Regions from separate parts of the Homo sapiens genome. Here region 1 is linked to region 2. The links are chromatin contacts, found by Hi-C in ENCODE. All regions are on one chromosome and are shown on one strand. The core of a region is the stretch at or near the end of the contact, and the rest is flanking DNA. Distances in the headings are between cores, read along the strand shown.

What was found. A loop is a pair of places that touch in the nucleus more often than their neighbours do. Pooled maps may share reads with other maps.
Region 1: a loop to region 2 is called in a map with no recorded cell type, with 14 times the contacts of the local background. The contact joins two enhancer-like sites. A Hi-C loop is called at or near these places in 2 of 37 single-sample maps with no recorded cell type and 1 of 50 pooled maps.

The regions. Positions count from the first base shown.
Region 1 is chr3:179,956,938-179,963,121 of GRCh38, reverse strand. The region is part of intron 2 of PEX5L (peroxisomal biogenesis factor 5 like); the gene reads left to right. All of the region lies in intron 1 of LOC124909463 (a long non-coding RNA gene), which reads right to left. Among named protein-coding and RNA genes, the nearest start is that of PEX5L-AS2, 62 kb to the right of the region's middle. RefSeq lists a silencer at 1,159-1,208. Within about 2 kb of position 1,526, at least 2 of the 41 ENCODE cell types and tissues checked have a DNase peak (open chromatin) inside an H3K27ac peak, as active enhancers do.
Region 2 is chr3:177,298,025-177,303,843 of GRCh38, reverse strand. All of the region lies in intron 1 of LINC00501 (long intergenic non-protein coding RNA 501), which reads right to left. It also overlaps the pseudogene ASS1P7. Among named protein-coding and RNA genes, the nearest start is that of LINC00501, 6.5 kb to the right of the region's middle. RefSeq lists an enhancer at 3,571-3,660. Within about 2 kb of position 3,588, at least 10 of the 41 ENCODE cell types and tissues checked have a DNase peak (open chromatin) inside an H3K27ac peak, as active enhancers do.

The DNA.
Region 1 (6,184 bases), core at 277-2,776, 2.7 Mb before region 2:
ACTGTAATCACCAAGAGAGACATCATGAGTCACCATCTCAAGTTCAACAAATATCTGAAATGCTATCAGGTATCTTTACTTTAAGATATTAATATTCAGCCTATGTTCATTACATGCAGCATAAAAGAAAAATACTAGACTTTCAAGCTGGAAAAATGTATTGCTGTTAAGTCATTTTCAAATAGCCCATGTTTTCTTTCTTTTTAATCTAATAGGGAGAAGTGCTGGCACAATGTTTAGTCAGTGAGAAAACAAATGCATAATTGAAATGACATGAGCTGACAGGTTGAGTGTAAAAATGATGTTATATATGAAAGTAACAGTCAGAGACAGTAGTACTTAAAATTAGACTCAGCCATTTGGTAGAGAAATTGAAAAGAAACCTATTCAGCCTTTTATTGTGGAAGGAGTGTTGCCGTACTTATTTATTTTTGCTGTTGATTTTTAAGTAGGTTCATCTGATCAAAATAAGAACTGTAAATATTAGATCTGGAAGGAATTTCAGAAGATAATCTAATCCAGTGGATTAAAAAATTAAAAATTCCATCCCATGGAACCCATTTCTAGTCACCTTAATAGGGGAAGGAGTGTGTATGATTATGGTGATAGCACTTAAGGAACAACTTAGGTGTATAGATAAACTTTGATGAAAAGATATTGTTCTAAGAAGCTTAATCATATTACTTGTTATAATCAAAATAAGTTAAGCAAGTCTTGGAGTAAAAAGGTAACTTGACTGGGTTCACCAGGTTACTTCACATCACAGGCAATATTTGAACTTGGGATCTGCAGCCTCTAGTCTTGAGTTCATTCAGCCACTCCTGTAACTGCCTTTCTAAATTATGATACTTCCTCTCCTTTCTTCCAAATGTCCCATGTTGGTAAGATAAGCATAGTAATCAAACCAGAATAGTCATTTGAGAAAAGTGTGTATTTCAAGTGCACAGCTAAAAGTCTATTTGTCTGATAGATTTTTATAAAAAGATGTTTATATTAGATACCTCCTAACTCTTCATAAAATGGTTCTCACAAACTTTGTGACATCTTCCCAGTATCCATCAGGGTATAGATATTAAAGATTTTTAAAGTAAACTTTGAAATCTCCTAAACTACTCTGGGATTAACAAAGTGTTTCCTCCCTGTTGACACAGATGGTTTTTCTACAGCTCATCTCTCAGGGCCTCTCCACCTGGTTCAGTTTATCATCTCCCCCTCAACTGGCCATGGTGATTGTGAACCGTATCGACAGTTCAGCTTTCAGGCCCATCCGTTTTGAAGTCAGCTGCCAGTGCTTTTGTCTAATGAACCATGCAGGTGAACTCGGTGATTACTGATTGAATCAGCGTCTATTGTCAGAAGGGCTTTGAAAACCAGTTGTGAGTGGAAATATTTGTCCCTCAATGATTTATGTTATAAATTCAATTTTATCACTTATAATAAAAATGACAAAGGATCAGGAAGACCATACAAAATATTTTTCTTATTTTCATATTTAAACAACAGGGAGAGTTTACAGAGTAAAGTTCCCTTTTTCTCTTCGACTTTGGACTGAGATGCCCACGCTCTGCCATTGCCCCGACCTTGTCATTCTGTGGTTGCGCTTTTACTTCTCTCCATCCAGACTTTACAGTGCATGTCTTTTCTTCTCTGCTCAGCACCACTCTCTGATCCCTGCCTCTGGAACGTGTCTCTTATTCTGACACTGCATATATAAGGTTTGACAGAAATGCAGTTCTTGCAAACCTGTTTTTTTTTTTATGCTCCATTGCTTTCTTCCTTTTCTCCAAAACAACTCTAGAATTCTGTCATTTCCATTTTTGGTTTAATTTTTCACATGGTTTACCCCCAGTTGAAATGGGTACCACTTCCTTCCTGTCTTGTGATCTAGGAAACACACACACACACACACACACACACACATACACATACACAAGTGATCATTCAATACAATTGTTATTTATTCCTCATCGTATTTTTTGGCCAAATGATCTCATTCTTGAAATATATGAATAAGTAACTTATTAAAGAAATGGAAATGGTGAGAGAATGTACCATCCAGGCTTTGTGCTGGATGTTCTGAATAGAAAAAACATTCATTCATCACTTTGTTTTCTAACAAAATTATCTCATTTGTATAATTTGTGAATAATTAACTAATTTTGTTGTAGAAAAACACTAAGCATAGAAGTTGTTTTCTTCCAGTCAAGGGTTGTTCAGTTATCACTTCCCTGCATTCTCAGCTTCTCTCTTTAAACTTTAAATGTGTCCCCAAAATTGACACATGAAATTTTATGAACTATTGGAGTAGTCCCTGAAAAAAATGAGCTATGTTGCATAAGTTGATGGATTTCATTAATCAAATCATTTACTACAAGATAAAACATATTGAGCTCATAAACAGGTTAGATATTGTTAAATTTTTAAGCTAAAAATGTAAAACCTTGTAAACTTTGCATTTTTTAAAAAAGGAAGCAACTTGTTTTTGTCTAGATGAATGAGCCATTTTAATTTTGCATCCAGACTCCAAGGAACTTGAGTTAAAATCATACCCTTGGATCAGGACTTTTATGAACAACAGTAGCAATACCCCATGGACCCCAACACTGCTTAGCTTACTGGTGAGCACCCAATACATAGTGAGAACTAATGTTTCCCACTGTCTCCCAAATAAAATGCAAACTCCTCCACTGGGCTTGCAGGCTGTCCATTGTCATCCAGCCCCTAACTACCTCATTGTGCTTATCTAATGCCCCCTCAACTTCATGCCCCATTCATACTGAACACCTTGAAGCATCGAGTGTTTGATGTTCTTCCTCCCTTCACACTTTGCTCTTGCTCTTCCTTCTGCCTATGTGTAAGAATATAACATATATCACAAATATTTTGGCATATCTGCTAGAAGTAGAGGATATAGATTGCAAGGAAGGAGACCTCCTCATAGTTCTGACCAAGGCTGGCCCCTTGGAGAATCCAAATGGTAAGAGAACAAAGAGGGAAAGAGCAAGTCCCCCTAGGTTCTGTAGATGGACAGACTTCTTCAGCTTTACAAATATAAGGGAGAAATGAGAAAAAAAATAAGCAAAACATAAAGCCTGCTCTTGAAAAGAAGAGGCAGAAAATGGAGAAACAGAAAAATCTGAGACTCTATTACTTGGAGAAATTTATTATGTAAACAATTTTGCTATATATATTCTAGGCATAGTTTTGGAGGAAAACACATAGTTACACTGAGTACAGTAATACCTGCTATAGTTCTAAAAAATAATTTGTCCTTATTCTGCTCTGCTGCCACAGTGGTTCTTCCCATGTGGTGAGTGAGAAGGAACAGTGGAGAAACAGCAGAGCCAGGTCAGGGAATGCTGGTGACATTTAGCCTCAGTGTTCGGGGTGAGAGAACTAAATAGGGAATCATATTTTTTTGATACTGATCCTGAGAGAAGCTATATGAAAAAATATAATTTTTCATTTTCTTTATTATGAAATAACTTCAGGAGGAAGATAGAATGCTGCTTTTGAAAAAAATACATTATTTCCCATCTCAAAAAAAAGAAAAAATACATTATTTTGATGGAAATGATTTAATCTATTTTACTTATTTTACACAAACTTATTTACAGCCTAATTTTTTGGTAGGTGTTTGCTAGGTGCTGGAACACAGAGATAACATAACCATAGTCACGGCCTTTAAGAAGCCGGTATGGTTGGACTTACAGTCAACAGACAGTTACAGTGCCCGTGCTGCAGTAGTTGGAACCAAGGGCTCCCAGGAGCATTTGGGAGCCTCAGAACTCTAAGAACTAAGATGTGCGTTATTTCCTCCTTCCCTAATCATAGTCCAGAAAAAGTTACAAGGTTTTCCAGTGCTCCACGTGTTCCCAGGAGGAGACGTGGGCTTTGGGAACAATTACCAAAGATGTTTTTTAGAACCTGTCTACTCAAAGAGTGGTTGGTTCATGGACCACAGCATCAGCATCACCTGGCGCTTGCTAGAAATTTATACTCTGAGCTTCAGACTCTGGAGGTGGGGCCCAGGAATCTGGTTTTTTTTATTTTTTTTTTTTCGGTTTTGTTTTTGTTTGTTTTGTTTTGTTTTTTGAGATGGAGTCTCGCTCTGTCGTCCAGGCTGGAATGCAGCAGCGCGATCTCGGCTCACTGTAAGCTCCGCCTCTAGGGTTCACGCCATTCTCCTGCCTCAGCCTCAGGAATCTGTTTTAACAAGCCCTGCAGAAGAATCCTGTACACACTGTGGCTCCTAGGAAGCATTGGTTTATGTTATTCCAATTTTTGGTGTCAGGAAAGGATCATTTATACTTTGATAAAGACATTAATTTTTTATTTTGATTTTCTAGGCCTACAAAAAAGAATAAAGACAAGTTAAGTATCTTAAATCCTTTATCTGAATGTCCCTAACCTTGCAAATATTCCTTTCCTGCCTCGTCATTAAAGCGAACCTACTCAGTAATCAGTCCTGTAAAACAAATTGTAACAAAAAGAAAGCATAAATGAGGGAGACCAAGAGGTGAAACTTGTTAACCCGATATTTGTCTTAAGCTCTTCTGGTCTTACACCACGTTTATTAAAAGACTAATGATAACAAGACACACTTACACAGCATTTAGTATGTGCTACACTCTGTTCCAAAGACTTTTTGTATATTACTCATTTAATCCTCCCAACAACTTCACCATGTAGGTTACTATCATACCCATTTTACAATACACAATGGGGCAAAGGGAATTTTACACAGGGCTGCTGTGTTGCACAACCCCAGAAGGCTATGCTCTCTACACAGCCTGTGCGGCAGTACATGGCAGTGCTGGGTCAAGTGAGTTCACGTTTAAAAACTTCCTTTCATCATACCTCCCTCACTTATTAAGGAAATTTCTTGCAATTTTGACTGTTAGGAAATAACATAAGATGGTAAAATCTGAAAAAGCCTTCCTATTTTTAAAGGAAAGATATGCCATATATGATAAAGAAGAGCATAAATACATTAAGATGGGGAAACTGGAAAATATATTTTTTCCTTCCCAAAAAAAAGTATTCTTGAGAGTGTGTATGTATATATGTGTGCATGTGTGTGTGTATGTGTGTGAGAGGGAGAGAGAGAAGAAATAGAGAAAAGGAGAATGTGTGGCTACATAGCCATAAACATGCATAATCAAAAGCAAAGCTGCAAAAAAGAGCAGATGCCTAATCCTTAAATACGTGCCCATTCTGAGGCCACTGGGGCAGTACACAATACTGAATGGCCAGGACCAGGTGACCAGATGGCCCTGTAATATAACCAATAACAACCATGTATTGCATTGAGGTTGCTACATATGTTTCAAGTGCTTGTGTCTGAGGTGCTACGTATGATAAATTAAATCCTTACTTTGCATTAGAATTACCTCTGTACCCACCACATTTGAAAAATTCTACACCTGGCACAAAACCAGAAAGCCTGTCACTTCAGTATTTGTTGAGCAGCTTTCTGTTATGGGAGTATATTTCTGTGCTCTGAAAATGTCACTCCACCAGCTGCCCTACAGGAGCTGACCTTTCTTCTCAGGCTGAAGTTCCTGCTGATCTGTTTAGTAGAGCTAGTTTATCCCAAGTTGTTGGCACATGTCCAGTGTCACTGCATGCCCATCTACAGAAGTGGTCTGAGAGCTGATATTTAGCCACCCCTTTAGACTTTCACCTGACATGACTCTGCCCCTCCCAGCTCCTTGTGATTCCTTCTGTGATCCTCCCAAAAGCAGCGCCCCAGCCTTCCTCCCTGAGCCTTACCTGTTAATGCTAGACTACTGGCAATCACCCTTGGGGCCCTTCTCCCCAGCTACATTATGCTTATGATGTATATATGAAACCTTTCTCCAGAAATTTTGGACAAGAGAGAAAGTATCACCCATGGTCCTGAGAACTCTTCATTTTGCATACTCTCACTTTTGCATAATTGCAAGATAATTTTAATTTTTTTATAGTCGCAGTCGGTGTGCATTCAATTTTGTACCTGCTTCTTTATGTAACATTATGTTACGCTCATTTTTCCACATTGCTACATAGTTTTATAAATGTCATTTTAGTGGTTTCCTTATATTGAATCAAGGTGATCCTTAGGCAATTTTTTTCCAGGATTTTCACTGGCTCATGCAGTGACCATTCAAACCTTACTCATCTTTTAAGATGCAAGTTATCA
Region 2 (5,819 bases), core at 2,339-4,838:
AGCATGCTAGCATTTAGACCGAACTATTAGAACCATCAGTTCTCTTGGTTCTCGGGACTCCAGATTCAGACTCAGACTGGCTCTCCTGGGACTCCAGCTTGCTGCCTCCAGGTCTTGAGATTTCTCAGCTTTCATAGTTGCATAAGCCAATTCCTTATAATAAATTACACACAGAGGCACACACATGCACATCCTATTGGTTCTGTTTCTCTGGAGAACCCTGACTAGCACATATATACAAAGGTGAAAAAAAATCAGACTGGCTTCCCAGGTATTCCTAGTAACATACAATGGCAGAAACTAGAGACACATTCACAAATTCTAATGAAAAGAAACGGTGGCCAGGCACGGTGGCTCACGCCTGTAATCACAGCACTTTGGGAGGCTGAGGAGGGTGGATCACCTAAGGTCAGGAGCTCGGGAACAGCCTGGTCAACGTGGTGAAACCCCGTTTCTACTAAAAATACAAAAATTAGCCGGGTGTGGTGGTGCGCCTGTAATCCCAGCTACTCAAGAGGCTGAGGTGGGAGAATTACTTGAACCTGGGAGGCGGAGGCTGCAGTGAGCCAAGATCGCACCACTGCACTCCAGCCTGGGCAACAAAGCAAGACCCCGTCTCAAAAAAATAATAATAATAATAAATAAGAAAAGAAACTGTGACTCCGGAGCACAGATTCAGTCATGGCATCTTTCTAGTATAAAGACCATAACAGATAGTTTTAAACATAAAAGAACTAGGAATATCACTGAAGTGCCCTTCTTGAAAAAATATGTGACAATGAAATCTAAACAAATAAAAGGTGAATCAAAGTAAAGATCAGAGAAGCTATGGTACAAAGACTGGTGGGGAACAACACTTCCACTTAAACCAAGAAGTTATACTAAAACAATGAAAACTATGATTACAGAAAGTAAACACTGTAAATCTGGATAACTTGAAAATAATATAACTAACAGCCAGTGAAGACGGGCAAAGAGAAGATGGAAGAGTATTAATGTTCACACTTTATACTACCTAAAATTGAGGGGAAAATATTTTTATTTTTAAAATTATTTATTTTATTTTATTTTATTTTATTTTTTTGAGACACAGTCTCACTTTGTCACCCAGGCTGGAGTGCAGTGGCACTATCTCGGCTCACTGCAACCTCCGCCTCCCAGGTTCAAGCAATTCTCCTGCCTCAGCCTCCTGAGTGGCTGGGATTACAGGCATGCACCACCACACCTGGCTAATTTTTGTATTTTTAGTAGAAATGGGGTTTCGCCATGTTGGCCAGGCTGGTCTTGAACTCCTGACTTCAGGTGATCCGCCCGCCTCGACTTCCCAAAGTGCTGAGATTATAGGGGTGAGCCACCACGCCCAGCTGGAAAATACTTTTAAATGTTCTTCACAACCTCTTTTATAACTTTAGAGGGATAATTTAGGAAATATTTCTTGGGGAGGAGAAACATTTTTTTTTGAAGTCCAACAATTCCTCCAGTTATGTTTCATTTTATTTTTCTTCTACTGAATTCAACAGTTTTTATTGAGAAACAGTACTTAGGCCATGATGACATTTTTATACAATATCACTATTTGAGTGCATGCATAGAAAGAGGCAAGTCCCTTCGGTGTTAACTGTGGCAGTGTCTAGGTGGTGGTATTTTAGGTGATTCACATTTACTTTTCATTTTTACTTTCCTAAATAGTTTGAATTTTTTTTTTTTTTTTTTTTTTTTGAGACGGAGTCTCGCTCTGTTGCCCAGGCTGGAGTGCAGTGGCATGATCTTGGCTCACTGCAACCTCCGCCTCCTGGTTTCAAGCGATTCTCCTGCCGCAGCCTCCCGAGTAGCTGGGACTACAGGCACACACCGCCACGCCCAGCTGATTTTTTGTATTTTAGTAGAGACAGGGTTTCACCATTGTTGCCCAGGCTGGTCTCGAACTCCTGAGCTCAGGCAATCCACCCGCCTCAGCCTCCCAAAGTTCTAGGATTACAGGCGTGAGCCACCGTGCCTGGCCAGTTTGAATTATTTTTTAAAACATTTAAGCGGTTTAAAAAAAAAAATGCTAGACACTAAAATGCAAATTACCTAATATATACCTAACCGTTCTTTGTTTTTCTAAAATAAATTTTCAATTTCTAAAAATATCAAGTTGCCCCCTAGCTATCTAATTGCTATCAAATATTTGATGCAGTGCTTACAAAAAAAATGATGCAAAATTATTTCATGCACCTTTGCCTGTACTCTCTCTCAATGGAAGAGAGCTAGAGAATCTTAGGAAGGAAGAAAGGAAAAAAATTGGCTGGGCACGTTGGCTCATGCCTATAATCCCAGCACTTTGGGAGGCCAAGGCAGGTGGATCACCTGAGGTCAGGAGTTCGAGACCAGCCTGACCAGTATGGTGAAACCCCGTATCTACTAACAATACAAAAATTAGCCAGGCATGGTGGTGTGTGCCTGTAGTCCCAGCTACTCAGGAGGCTGAGGCAGGAGAATCACTTGAACCCGGGAGGCAGAGGTTGCGGTGAGCCGAGATCATGCCACTGCACTCCAGCCTGGGTGACAAGAGTGAGACTCCGTCTCAACAAAAAAAAAGGAAAAAAAGTAAGCCTTTTACTTTCTCCCACTTGAAACATACATGACTGCAGTCCATTTTACCTCCAGAGTAAATAAGTAAAAATGACCCAGACATTATCTTAATGAGGCAGAATTCATATAAGTGTGGGCCATGGTAGCAGGTTTGAATACTGACTCTCATTTCTAGGTCTGAATAGAAACCTCGGTTTAAATACTGACCCTTTGAAATCTAGGCTTGAATATTGACTCTCATTTCCTGGCTGTGTGACCTTGGCAAGTTCTTCTTTCTGATTCCCAGGGCATATGGCCACAGAACATGGTACATGATGGCAAGAATTAAACAGACAACATGTGTAAATAAATTGGTACGTATTAGGTCTTTGGTAAATGGTAGCTATTATTATTTTCAAAATAATTATTTCATTAAATTGAAAGAAGGGACTTGGAAAGACAATCAAATTAGAAAACATTCTGGAAACCTCTCCAAAGGCAACTTTTCCCACTTCCACGGCATCTATTACCTTTTTCGTGTCTACGGCAGGAGTGTGAGGGCCCTTTCCAGGGGAGCTGAGAATGGACAGTTTCAACAATGAAAAGTGGTAGTAGAGTCTCTTTCCTTCTCGGTACTATGTAGACCAACACAAAGCCTGGCTCTTTCTGGACTCAAGTAGAAAGGAGGTCTCTGCTCATGATTTCATGGTATCAGCTTTGTAGCATGCATCTGGATTAATTTTTATGAGCCCTTAGAGTATATCATTTACCAAGTTGTACGTGCAAGCAGGTTGCCTGACTTCCCAGAAACTAGGTTCACGAGATAGTGCTGAGCCTTTCCGGGTGAATGAATGACCAGAATGCAAGACCCTCCTAGCCCTTCACTGAACCGTGGCTCTCGAGGGTGTAGTTCTGCATGTATCACTGGGCTGCAGAAATGCTTTCCAGTCCAGCTCACAGCGCTATGCACACAGCTCCTCCTTCTCCATCTGAGGAGGGCATTTATAGGGCACACACAGCTGTCCAAAGAGGAACAACTCCTTCAGCAGCGCACTTTAGGCTTGGCTTTTGTGAGAGAAGAATAAACATGAGCTTTGTGGAAGTTAAAGATAAGAAAATACTGCGTCCTGGCTACAGGTCCAAGTCCAATCTCTTACACTCACAGAGCCCATCCTTTGAGTCATCAGCACAGAGCTTACCAGTCCTTACCAGTAAGGGCATTCTCTCAAGAATCTCAGGCTCTAATTCTAATCCTGAGTTAGGCTAGACAGCACACTTGCCACCCCCCACTTTGGTGTCAGGAGCTGATGTGCCAAATGTATATCAGGTCCTTAATTGCTGGGATGATTTTTTCACATTCACTTTTGGATCTTTTTTATCTTTTTCTTTTTTTTTTGAGACAGAGTCTCGCTCTGTCTCTCAGGCTGGAGTGCAGTGGCATAATCTTGGCTCACTGCAACCTCTGCCTCCCAGGTTCAAGCAGTTCTCTGCCTCAGCCTCCCGAGTAGCTGGGATCACAGGCACCCACCACCACGCCTGGCTAATTTTTTGTATTTTTAGTAGAGACGGGGGTTTCACCATCTTGGCCAGGCTGGTCTTGAACTCCTGATCTCAAGTGATCCACCCTCCTTGGCCTCCCAAAGTGCTGGGATTACAGGCGTGAGCCACCGCACCCAGCCTGGATCTTTATCTTCTATTATTTTGAGAGGATGGAAAAGCAACGTACAAATGCACTTTATAGCACTCTATCAGGCACTCTGAAAAAAAATGTGAACTCTCAGGCCAGGCGCAGTGGCTCACGTCTGTAATCCCAGCACTTTGGGAGGCCTAGAGGGGCAGTTCACTTGAGCCCAGGAGTTTGAGACCAGCCTGGGCAGCATAGCAAGACCCCATCTCTATAAAAAAGAAAAAAGTTTTCTAAATAAAAATTATAAAGTAACTTAAGAGTATAGTTTGATTGTTTGTAAGCCAGGTGTGGTGGTTCACACTTGTAATCCCAGCACTTTGGGAGGCCGAGGCAGCTGGAGCACCTGAAGTCAGGAGTTCAAGACCAGCCAGGCCAATATGGTGAAACCCCATCTCTACTAAAAATACAAAAATTAGCCGAGTGTGGTGGCGCACACCTGTAATTCCAGCTACTTGGGAGGCTGAGGCAGGAGAATCACTTGAATCTAGGAGGCAGAGACTGCAGTGAGCCAAGATCTTGCCACTGCACTCCAGCCTAGGTGACAAAGTGAGACTCATTCTCAAAAAATAAATAAATAGGCAGGGCATGGTGGCTCACACCTGTAATCCCAGCACTTTGGGAGGCCGAGGCGAGCGGATCACCTGAGGTCAGGAGTTCGAGACCAGCCTGACCAACATGGAGAAACCCCATCTCTACTAAAAATACAAAATTAGCCAGACGTGGTAGCTCATGCCTGTAATCCCAGCTACTCGGGAGGTGAGGCAGGACAATCACTTGAACCCAGGAGGCAGAGGTTGCAGTGAGCCAAGATCACACCATTGCACTCTGGCCTGGGCAACAAGAGCGAAACTCCATCTCAAAAAATAAATAAATAATAAATAAAAATTTAAAAATAAAAAATAATAATTGGATTGTTTGTAAAACAAAGAAAGGATAAATGCTTGATGTGATGATACCCCATTTAACTGATATGATTATTATGAATTGTATACCTGTATCAAAATATCTCATGTATCTCATAAATATATACACCTACTATGCACCCACAAAAATTTTAAAACACAAAATAAAATGAACCAAGGACTTTAGCAGATGCATCACTAAAGAAGATTTAGGCTCTATCACCTGCCACCACTGCCCGGGCCCAAGTGGTTCACTGAGCTGTGAAGACAGATTCCAGACGCTGGGAACTCACGCCTCCAATCCCAGACGCTGTGTCCAGCAGAGGCTCCATGGTTCTGGCCTACAGTGGCAGCCTGGACACCTCCTGCATCTTTGTGTGGCTGAAGGAACAAGGCAATGACATCATTGCCTACCTGGGCAACATCGGCCAGAAGGAAGACTTCAAGGAAGCCAGGCACTGAAGCCCGGGGCCAAAAAGGTGTTCACTGAGGATGTCAGCAGAGAGTTTGTGGAGGAGTTCATCTGGCTGGCCATCCAGTCCAGTACACTGTATGAGGACCACCTCCTGGGCAGCTCTCTCCCCAGGCCCTGCATCGCCCACAAACAAGTAGAAATCACCCAGCAGGAGGGGGCCAAGTGTGTGTCCCATGGCACCACGGGAAAGGGCAATGATCAG